Regions from separate parts of the Homo sapiens genome. Here all the other regions are linked to region 1. Evidence: chromatin contacts called from ENCODE Hi-C or POLR2A ChIA-PET data. All regions are on one chromosome and are shown on one strand. Each heading gives the region's core, a stretch centred on a gene start or an enhancer-like site at or near the end of the contact. The rest is flanking DNA. Distances are from core to core; before and after follow the strand shown. Region 1 holds the start of ZAR1 (zygote arrest 1). Region 2 overlaps NIPAL1 (NIPA like domain containing 1). Region 3 holds the start of CNGA1 (cyclic nucleotide gated channel subunit alpha 1).

Region 1 (3,166 bases), core at 141-2,640:
CTTGGGAATCGACTCTCCAGCCGGCAAGTGCTCCGAAGTTCAGTTGTGCCTACTGATAGGTAATCCAACCGTGCGGTCAGGGCTGGCCTATGCGCCCACTGCGCGAGGTTTACAGTGCAAATATGTGGGTTATAAGAACGTCCCAAGGGCGTCGCCCTGGCCAGCCCGTGGAGCAGCCGCCACGAGTAAGTCTGGATGTCGGGGACATGAGACTGTGCTGTCAAGGAAGACACCTATCGCGGTCATTGGCTGTCTCGGAAATACGGAAGTAGCCCACGCTTAGGGAAGCGCCGCACCTCCGAGTGCCCGAAGCAGTCACAGGGCCAGGCCCAAGGAAGACACCCGCACCCCCGGGCTCCCCTGTGCCCTGACCGCCCTAGGCTTTACCTGGAAGCGCAGCCGCTCCTTGCCCAGCTCCGGGCTCCGTGGCGACGGCCCCTCTCCCGCGACGGCCGCCTCCCGTCCGTCGCCGCCGTCTCGGGCCCTCCCCGCCGACGGAGGTTGCCCCGGGCTCCTTAGCGCCGACCGCGGAGCCGCCTCGCCCTCCTGGGCCTCTCGCGGCGGCAGCTCGGGACCGTCGGCCGGCTGCTCCCAGCTCGCTCGGACTGCGGCCTGGGCCTCGCCGTCGTCGTCGGACTGCGGCCGCCGGGGCGCCTTCTTCGTCCACACCTCCCCCTCCTCTGGGCCTTGAAGCCGCGCGGGCGGCGGCCCCCTCTCTCCGTCCGACGCCCCGGACCTCTGCTCGCCCGCCGCGGGCCCGGGCCCCTCCAGGAAGGCGGTGAGACGGCGCAAGGCCAGGGGCGAGTACACGGCGACGGTGCGCGGGAAGCGCATGGGCCGCGGGGCGCCGTTCTGGGGGCTGCCCTGCTCCAGGCCTCGACGGGATGGCTGCTGGGAGAAAGAGCCGCCACCCGTGGTGCCCTCGGCCCCGGGGCCGGCCGGGGACTCGGGGTCGCGGGCCCGGCGCTGCAGCGTGCGCCTCCCCAGCGAGCACTGTACCGCGGCGTCGATGCGCGGGCTCACCTGCACCGCCACGTCGCAGCTGCCGGCCCTGCGGGCGCGCGGCCCGAGACCCGGCCCCACCTGCGCCAGGAGAGCCATGAGCCGCTCCCGCTGGTAGCTGTCGAAGTACTCGGCGGCCGTCAGCCGCCCGCAGCCCGGGAAGGACAACGAGGCCGCGCCCGCCGAGCAGGGGGAGGAGGCGGGAAGGCAGCCCCTGCCGCGCTGCTGCCAGCTGCCGCCCGCCGCGCCCTTGCCCTTGGTGGCCGCGGGGTATGGGTACCGGTACGAGCAGGGGGGGCACGCCGGGAACACGTAACCGTCCAGCACCTCGTCCCCCAGGGCCGCCATGGGCGCACTGCTCCCGCCCGCCGCCGCACCCTAAATAGGCGACTTGCCCGGGCGGCCGAGCGGAGGCGGGGATGGCCCTCGGCGGGGGCTCGCACGCTGCACCGCCCTCCACGCCCTTCCTGCCACCGGCCCGCGTCCCCGCCGAGGGGGCCCCTCTTCGTCCTTCTCCCTACAGAAACTCTCCACGCCCGGATGTTGGCACAATGACCCTTAGATGATCTGGAAAGAGGGCTTTCTTTGTGATGAAAGGGCTGATCCGTAAGGGAACCAAGGCGCCCGAGGTGAGGAGGATTTCAATGAGAGAAACTCATCACCGGCATCAGCTGAGCCGGCTTCTCCCGGTGCCCTGATTGTTCCAGGTGCCTGCGCATCCCCCCCACCCCCGCTCCCTCACCGGGAAGCCGAGGCCAGGCCGGGTGCCTCTGGCTAAGTGAGCGAAAGTGCCAAGGTTTGGGAACTGTTCTGGGTCTATTACCCGTTAACTCAGATGATAAGTTTATTCTCAGAGCTGCTCTAAGAGGCTACCCACTGAGCCCCCTCGGCGAGTGCATGGAGAACCACCCAGGGATCTTCATCTAGGCGAATTGTTTTCTCCCCTGGAGCGTGTCCCTTCCCCCAGTCCCAGTGGTGACCGGGAGGTACCGTTTTGTTCTGCTCCAGAGCGGTTCTGAAAAATTTCCCAACCAAATCATTCCTACAAAAGATAAATTGATTTGGGGTGTGTTTACATAAATGCAGAAGACCAGTCGAAAAGAACATGGCTTGTCCACTAGAAAAATGTTGATTATTCATTAATAAGTAGATACCAGATCAAGTAATCAAATACATTAATGTAACTTTTCTCTGATACTGGTTTGACAAATACTATATTTCCTTATTTAACTGACCTGTTTTGGAATTCTTCTGAATACAGGTCAAAATTCAACATTGTGAGGAATTTTAAGTAGAGCAAGCACACTTTTTTTTTTACAACAATTACATTAAACTCAATTATGCTTTACAAAGATAGCTTGTTTTTCCTCATAGTGCGCCAAAATTCTACATTTCCAAGACCCTGTTTTCTAATAGATTCTGTATTTGCAACAGTCATAGAAATTGGTGATGGTAAAAACTAAAAACCACATTTAATTCAGGCTTCACGTTAGCCATTCCAGGTGCAAATTATATTACAGCATTGATTTGTAATTTGTGACAACGTTTGGTTAATACACCAGTGAACCTTAAAAAGATCAGAATTGTTACATGTATGATGTGAACCAGTGTTATCTTTTATGTTAACCATGTGCACTACCACAGGCTATAAATATGAAGCAATATTTCAGCAAGATAGAAGCTCCTGTGTATCTCCACATTTAGAGAGAAGTCTGAGCGGTTTCCATCATTATTATATTTTCTGCTTTCACTGTGCCATAGGAAGTGTCTGCCATTTCCTCTTCTTTTAGTTTTTTATAAGAAATATCTGTATCTTCATCTTCATCTAGAGGATCTCGCTTGTGCAACATTTCACTTCCATACATTTTATAGATTAAAACAAAAATCCCCGCTTCTGCAGACTGGAAAAGTGCATACAGCAAAGGAAACATGTACATGCTTCCTATGAATTGCGGTGGAAAGGCCAGTTTTAGAATGGCTGTACAGAGCTGCACATTCTGACTACCTGTTTCCAGACATACAGTCCTCTTGCAGTTGGGTGGAAGATGGAAGAGAGTAGCTAAACCATAACCTGAAGCGTAGCCTGCCAAAGGCATAAAAATTGCTATCACATAAACAGCTGCAGGGATACTTGCCAGCAGTTCAGGTCCTAACATAGTGCCGG
Region 2 (2,949 bases), core at 386-2,885, 450 kb after region 1:
GCTCAAATGATCCTCCTGACTCAGCCTCTTGATGTTTTTTACATTTTTTAGAGACATGGGGTCTAGTTTATTGCCCAGGCTGGTCTCAAACTCCTGGGGACTAGAAATCCTCCCACCTGAGCCCCCCAAAGTGTTGGAATTACAGGTGTGAGCCATTGCCCAGACAGAAGATACTTTTACTACAAACTTGTGTTCATAGCTTATATATCTGATATACAAGTAAAGTGAAACAGCAATCAACAGAGTAAACACATTTTTGACCTGAGGTATCAACCCATGGACCTTCCATGGATTATCGATTTTCAAAAACGTAGAATGCATTAGAATTGCACTCAACACTAAACTATGCTGAAAAGACTATAATGTATAATGGAACATTAGGGCCTTGCAGCCATCTCAGGTAGGTTGTCATTGTGAACATCAGTCATTGTTTAATAGAACTGTGGAAATGCTGAAGTTAGTTTAATCGAATTCTGAATAATAAAGTTTACCATTATTACCTCAGGTAGTCTTGAAGTAGCTTAGAAACAAAAACCAAACCTAATAACATTTAAGGTTAGAGCAGAAAAACATTCAGTCTACCTGAATTTTTTTTTTTTTAATGACAACTTTTTGGTTAGGATTTTTGTTTTGAGAAAAATAAGATTGTTATAAAAATAAGATAGCCAATTTATTTTCCATAAAATCAATAAGTGACAGTAAATCTGTCCATCACATTAAAGACCACCAAAAATGTTATTCCTGCCATGCATTTGAAATGAGAGGGGAAAATTTTATAAACATTTTAATGTGCGAAAAAGGTATTTTCCTGCAGTAGCCCCTGAGATCTTAGTATTTTGTTTGCCAGGAAGTTAACTTTCTATCCTATTAGAATATATCTATTTTTAAAGGTTAGTAACTAATTATAATTTCCTTAATAAGGGTGAAAGTGCAAAATTTCAAGAGAGCCATTATGATAATTTGTTCAGATTTTTCACAAAGATTTTTCTAGTTGCTTCCAAACAGTCTGTGGAAAACTCACTCTTTAGGGATAAAACATTTGAGAGCAATCGAAATGTAGGATATAATCCTGAAATAATGTAGCAATCTTTTACAAAAATCTCTATATCAACAAGAAAAATAACCTTTAGGATAATAGTAAAAGAAAAGGAAAAAAAATGAACATAAGTGACTCCAAAGCTGAATTCACCTGGACTTCTTCAGAAACTCCATTTTGTCCTATGTCTTCCAGACCTGAGTTAATTAATGGAACCTGTGAAAACAATCACGTGTCTGTGTTTTTGTGAGAAGAAAACTTTTTCCTTTATCTGAAGTATTTTTCTCTTCCTCCGTTCTCCCTCTTTAACTGGTAGTAAATTCCTATGATAATGTCAATAAGTTACAATTCATAAACTCTTCATGGGTGGGTATGTCTTGTGTATTCTAGCCCACTAACAAATAAAGCAGGCTTTTTTTTAAATTTCTTTTTTCTTAAAATAACTAATTAGCTATCTAGTTTAAGAAGGAGGTGCAGAAGGAAGAACAAAGCACCCGTGGTTTCACTTCTGTTTTAAAAAAAGTTTTTTAAAGCAAAAGCCCCTGGCCCTTTCTCTTCTTCTTTTTTGAGACAGGGCCTTGCTTTGTCACCCAGGCTGGAGCACAATGGCGCAATCTGGGCTCACGGCAGCCCCAACCTCGCAGACTCAAGCAATCCTCCCACCTCAGGCTCCCGGGTGGCTGGAACTACAGGCATGTGCCACCACGCCTGGCTAATTTTTGTATTTTTTGTAGAGACAGGGTCTCGCCTTGTGGCCCAAGGTGGTCTCGAACTCCTGAGCTCAAGTGATCTGTCCGCCTTGGCCTCCCAAACTGCTAGGATTACAGGTGTGAACCACCATGCCTGGCCTCTCTTCTCAGTTTTAATATGAGAAATTACATGATTATACCTTTCTGAAATCTTGTTGAGTTTGAAATTATGACTCAACGGAGAATATGACTGATACTGTGTCTATCAGAACACTGCTAACTGTATATTGGTGAATGACTGTAAGTCTAAAAATAGCTACCAAAGAAATGAAGAGCCACCTGGCAGAGACAAAGATACTGTGACCAGAAGAAGGAGATTATTCTGAGACACACATAGCTCTTTGACTTCTTTGATCCTTAGAGAGTATTTCAAAGTTTGTAGAGATTCTGGAGGATAATCAATTTGATTTTCAAATTCAATGGCCAAAAAAATGGCATTTTTACTTGGCCTCACATCTAAATTAGTTAGAACTGCAAAAATGCTAACTTTCCTAGCAGTTCTTCCAAGAAGCAAGCATTCATTTTCCTCTTCGTGTGTCTCATATTGGTTAAAACTCAGTGTTTCTAGAGACTTCAGTCATCAGTTCTACTAAACAAGGTAACGTCATCATTGTATCCTGGGGCTGAACACTCCAAGTTCTCTAGTAAAACATAATTGTTTTCATTGACATTCAGAGAGACGGCTTCTTTCTTAGCAGTGGATGTAAGCTCACTCCAAGTAATGTCAGTATTTTTAAAAGCATGTAGAAGGAAGATGCCAATGATAATAGTGAAGAATCCACTCAGGGTCCCAATGATATCTCCAGCTGTCATGCCATACCACTCTTGGAATAAGATGGCAGAGCAAGTCACTACCATGGATGTGAAGAATACATAATAAATGGGTGTCACAAGAGAGGTATTAAAGGTGTCCAGTGCCTTGTTGAGATAGTTAATCTGTGTAGTTACTGAAAGCACAAGTACAGCCAGCAAAACAAAGACCAGCGGATGTTTGTAAACTGGCTTCCATTCTATCAGCTCCTTAATGGCAATTCCCAGGCCTTTCACAGAAGAAACTGAAAACGCTCCAATCAAGGAACAGATTGAAATATAAACCAATATATTGGTCTGTCCTTTCTTGGGAGCCACAATCAAAATCAGCACCAAGGAGATCACAGTTATGAT
Region 3 (2,899 bases), core at 116-2,615, 470 kb after region 1:
GTGAATTGTTCAGGCATTTTTCTCCTTTTTTTGGTGTCCCTTCTCTTCCTTGCTAGCATGGTTTGGACGAGCTCACTTGTTAAAAAGGAATAAGCTGGAAGAGTCAAGAGGAGAGGAAACTAGGGAAGTTGCGAGCACCTTTGCAAAGGTGTATATGTATATACATATATATATATATATATGTGTAAGGGAACTATATATATATGTGTATATATATAGTAGTTCTTACCATGCCTTTCACTGCCTCCCTTCCCCTTTACTGCATTATCAGGTAAATTAAAAAGCTGCTTTCCCCTTGGTACGGCGAAAACCATCATTTCAATGTATCTACATCCTTCCAGTCGCTCCCCCTACCCCCTTCCCTACTTTTATCGGGGCCTTCTGTATGGAGACTGCAGAAAACCCGCCAGTGTTGCGAACACTTGGCGAAGGGCAAGGAGCCTCGCCCAGAGATTTCACGGGGCTCAGGTGAGAAGCAGTAAGAAGAGCCTGCAAACGAGTGCTCCCGGTTCCAGGTTTCCTCTCCAGTACGGCTCTCGCCTTAAGCAGCCAGAGTGACTGCACAGCGAGTCAGACAGGCTCATGGGTTTGGAGACCTTTTCATTTCCAAGGAAGAGGAGAGACGTGGGCGGCCCAGACTTGCCCAACGCCCACCCCCGCGGCCCCGGGCGCCCAACCTCTCGCGGTGCTCGATCCCCGGGAGCCAGCGCAGGGCGCAGCGCAGAACTCCCACGGGCCCCCCAGGCAGACACGCCCTCTGCCCACCGGGTGACGTCGGCCGCAGACTCTGGAAGGGAGCCTGAGTCAGAGGAAACGTCCTTCTCAGAGGGACTCGGGATTCTTCCCATAGCATCCTGAGTTTCCCCGTCCCACACGCAGCACGCGGTAATTTACACTGGTCGGCCTCGCGAATCGAGTGGGAGTCCCACCTGCCTTATTCCACTCAGGTTTTCCAGCACAGCCCGAATCGCCTAGGCACCCATAAATAAGTGTTGAACGCCTGGCTGGACGGCCGACTGACTGAATGAATGAATGAGTGAACGACTACGTTTAGAGTCGGTACAGCCCCCCTTTCCAGTCTCCGCAAGTGTCCGGGGACCGCCCACCCGGTCTCTTCGCCACCCAGCTGCCAGGTCCCTCGGCTCAGGGCAGACACAAACCTTCTCGGCAGGGCTCTCCGGGCGGCAGCCTCACCTGTGCCCCCATGGCCCCGGGAGCGGGCTTCCGGAACGCGGGCGCTTGCTCCTCACCTGGGCCTCTCCACACGCACCCGCGGCGGGCGGGGCTGCGGGGTCTGGGAATGGGGCGCCCTGACCCCGCCCCCGGGGCAGCCTCCGCCAATGGGCATGGCCAGGCGGGGCCTCAGCGCCAGCCGAGCCCTGCTGCCCGGGGCTTGTTGCGAATTCTCAGGGCCCCCGCAGGCCTGGGAGCGGCCTGTGATAACTGGTGTATCTGGCAGGAGTAGCAGCTGCCCCTTGGCGCGACTGCTGGAGCCGCGAACTAGAGAAACACAGACACGCCTCATAGAGCAACAGCGTCTCTCGGAGCGTGGAGCCCGCCAAGGTAACTCCGGGAATTGAGTGGAGTGGAGGCTGCACTGAGGCCCCCTTCTGGCTCCTCTCTGGTCGAAAAGGCTCCCCCGCTAGAGAGAGCCCTGCTGCTTTTGGAAGCCTTCAGGTGTTAGTTGCTTTGCACCGAAGCTGCTGACTGCTGGGGTTCTGCGCCGATTGCCAGGCTCAAGTTTATTTTGGGGGCTGCTGAGCAGACTTTGCCCTTCTGTGCTGTTATCAGCTTCTGTCGCTGTCCGTCCACGCCCGCTATATCCATCCACTCTCCGTTCTGTCTCCAGCAGGCAACTCCCCCTACCCTGCCCCATTTTCTGGGTCATAGGGGTATTTGAAATAAACCTTTAAGGGAAAAGCAATGCCAAAACTGGAAAGACTTATTTCCACGAATTATTAATAACTAATGTTTATGATATCCTTGTTATACCATACATATGCAGGCACATTATGTATTAATTAAATCTCACAGCAGTCTATTAACGCTCAGTTTACAGATGAGGGATTAGAGGCAAAGAGTGAGGTTAAGTAACCAAACCAAGGTTGGAAGACCTGATAGCAGGTATTTACAAAACAAGGAGTGGGCAGGGCTGGCGGGTGGCTCACCCCTGTAATCACAGCACTTTGGGAGGTTGAGGCGAGTGGCTCTCTTGAGTCCACAAGTTCGAGACTAGCCTGGGCATCATGGTGAAACCCTGTCTCTACAAAAATTAGCCAGATGTGGTGGTGTACTCCTGTAGTCTCAGCTACTCAGGAGGCTGAGGTGGGAGGACGGATGACTTGAGCCCAGGAGGTGGAGGCTACAGTGAGACATGATCGAACCACTGCACTCTAGTCCAGGCAACAGAGTGAGACCCTGTCTCAAGAAAAAAAAAGGTGAGGGGTGGGGTAGTGAACAATTCGGGCTCAAACCCTCACCAGGGAGAACTGGGGTGCCTTTGTGCTCTGGCATTTTAACACTGAGGAAAATATTCTCATGTACTCAGGTAGCCTTTGTTCTAAGTAGGCATGAACAGTGCTATTAATTTTATTACCTAAGAGTTTCATAGCAGAGGCCTCAATCTTGTTTTTCTTGTTCTTAGGCGGATGAGAGAAGAGCTAAGAACAAATTAGTCAACATACCAGTCCAAGGCACCCACTTTTATAATACATATGGATGACTTTGCAGAGAAGGAACACCACGGAGAGTGGAATAGGTGAAAGTTGAAAGCGAGGGAGATTTATGCCAATTTTCCATAACAAGCCTTAAAACTTAGACTTCTTTTTGTTTGCTTGTTTGTTTGTTTGGCTTGGTTTGGTTTTTTTTGAGACGGAGTCTCGCTCTGTCGCCCAGGCTG

What was found. A loop is a pair of places that touch in the nucleus more often than their neighbours do. ChIA-PET counts read pairs that join two places held with the same protein, here RNA polymerase II (POLR2A). Pooled maps may share reads with other maps.
Region 2: a pooled map shows a loop between it and region 1 (2.2-fold over the local background). The contact joins the enhancer-like site here to the promoter of ZAR1 in region 1. A Hi-C loop is called at or near these places in 6 of 37 single-sample maps with no recorded cell type and 9 of 50 pooled maps. POLR2A ChIA-PET finds 5 or more read pairs at or near these places in 2 of 52 experiments (H1 and activated CD4-positive, alpha-beta T cell).
Region 3: a loop to region 1 is called in a map with no recorded cell type, with 3 times the contacts of the local background. The contact joins the promoter of CNGA1 here to the promoter of ZAR1 in region 1. A Hi-C loop is called at or near these places in 1 of 37 single-sample maps with no recorded cell type and 2 of 50 pooled maps. POLR2A ChIA-PET finds 5 or more read pairs at or near these places in 1 of 52 experiments (H1).

The regions. Positions count from the first base shown.
Region 1 is chr4:48,488,476-48,491,641 of GRCh38, reverse strand. ZAR1 (zygote arrest 1) reads right to left here and starts at 1,390. Exons shown (of 4, transcript NM_175619.3): 1 at 388-1,390. The coding sequence starts at 1,350. It overlaps SLC10A4 (solute carrier family 10 member 4), which reads right to left. Exons shown (of 3, transcript NM_152679.4): 3 at 2,116-3,166. The coding sequence ends at 2,703. RefSeq lists silencers at 1,114-1,193, 1,244-1,493 and an enhancer at 1,719-2,256.
Region 2 is chr4:48,035,582-48,038,530 of GRCh38, reverse strand. NIPAL1 (NIPA like domain containing 1) reads right to left here. Exons shown (of 6, transcript NM_207330.3): 6 at 1-2,949. The coding sequence ends at 2,359. Among named protein-coding and RNA genes, the nearest start is that of NIPAL1, 20 kb to the right of the region's middle. RefSeq lists enhancers at 1,519-1,578, 1,599-1,858. Within about 2 kb of position 1,635, at least 5 of the 41 ENCODE cell types and tissues checked have a DNase peak (open chromatin) inside an H3K27ac peak, as active enhancers do.
Region 3 is chr4:48,015,147-48,018,045 of GRCh38, reverse strand. CNGA1 (cyclic nucleotide gated channel subunit alpha 1) reads left to right here and starts at 1,365. Exons shown (of 11, transcript NM_001379270.1): 1 at 1,365-1,563. NIPAL1 (NIPA like domain containing 1) reads right to left here and starts at 1,274. Exons shown (of 6, transcript NM_207330.3): 1 at 1,161-1,274. The coding sequence starts at 1,206. RefSeq lists silencers at 639-798, 1,089-1,418 and an enhancer at 1,183-1,684.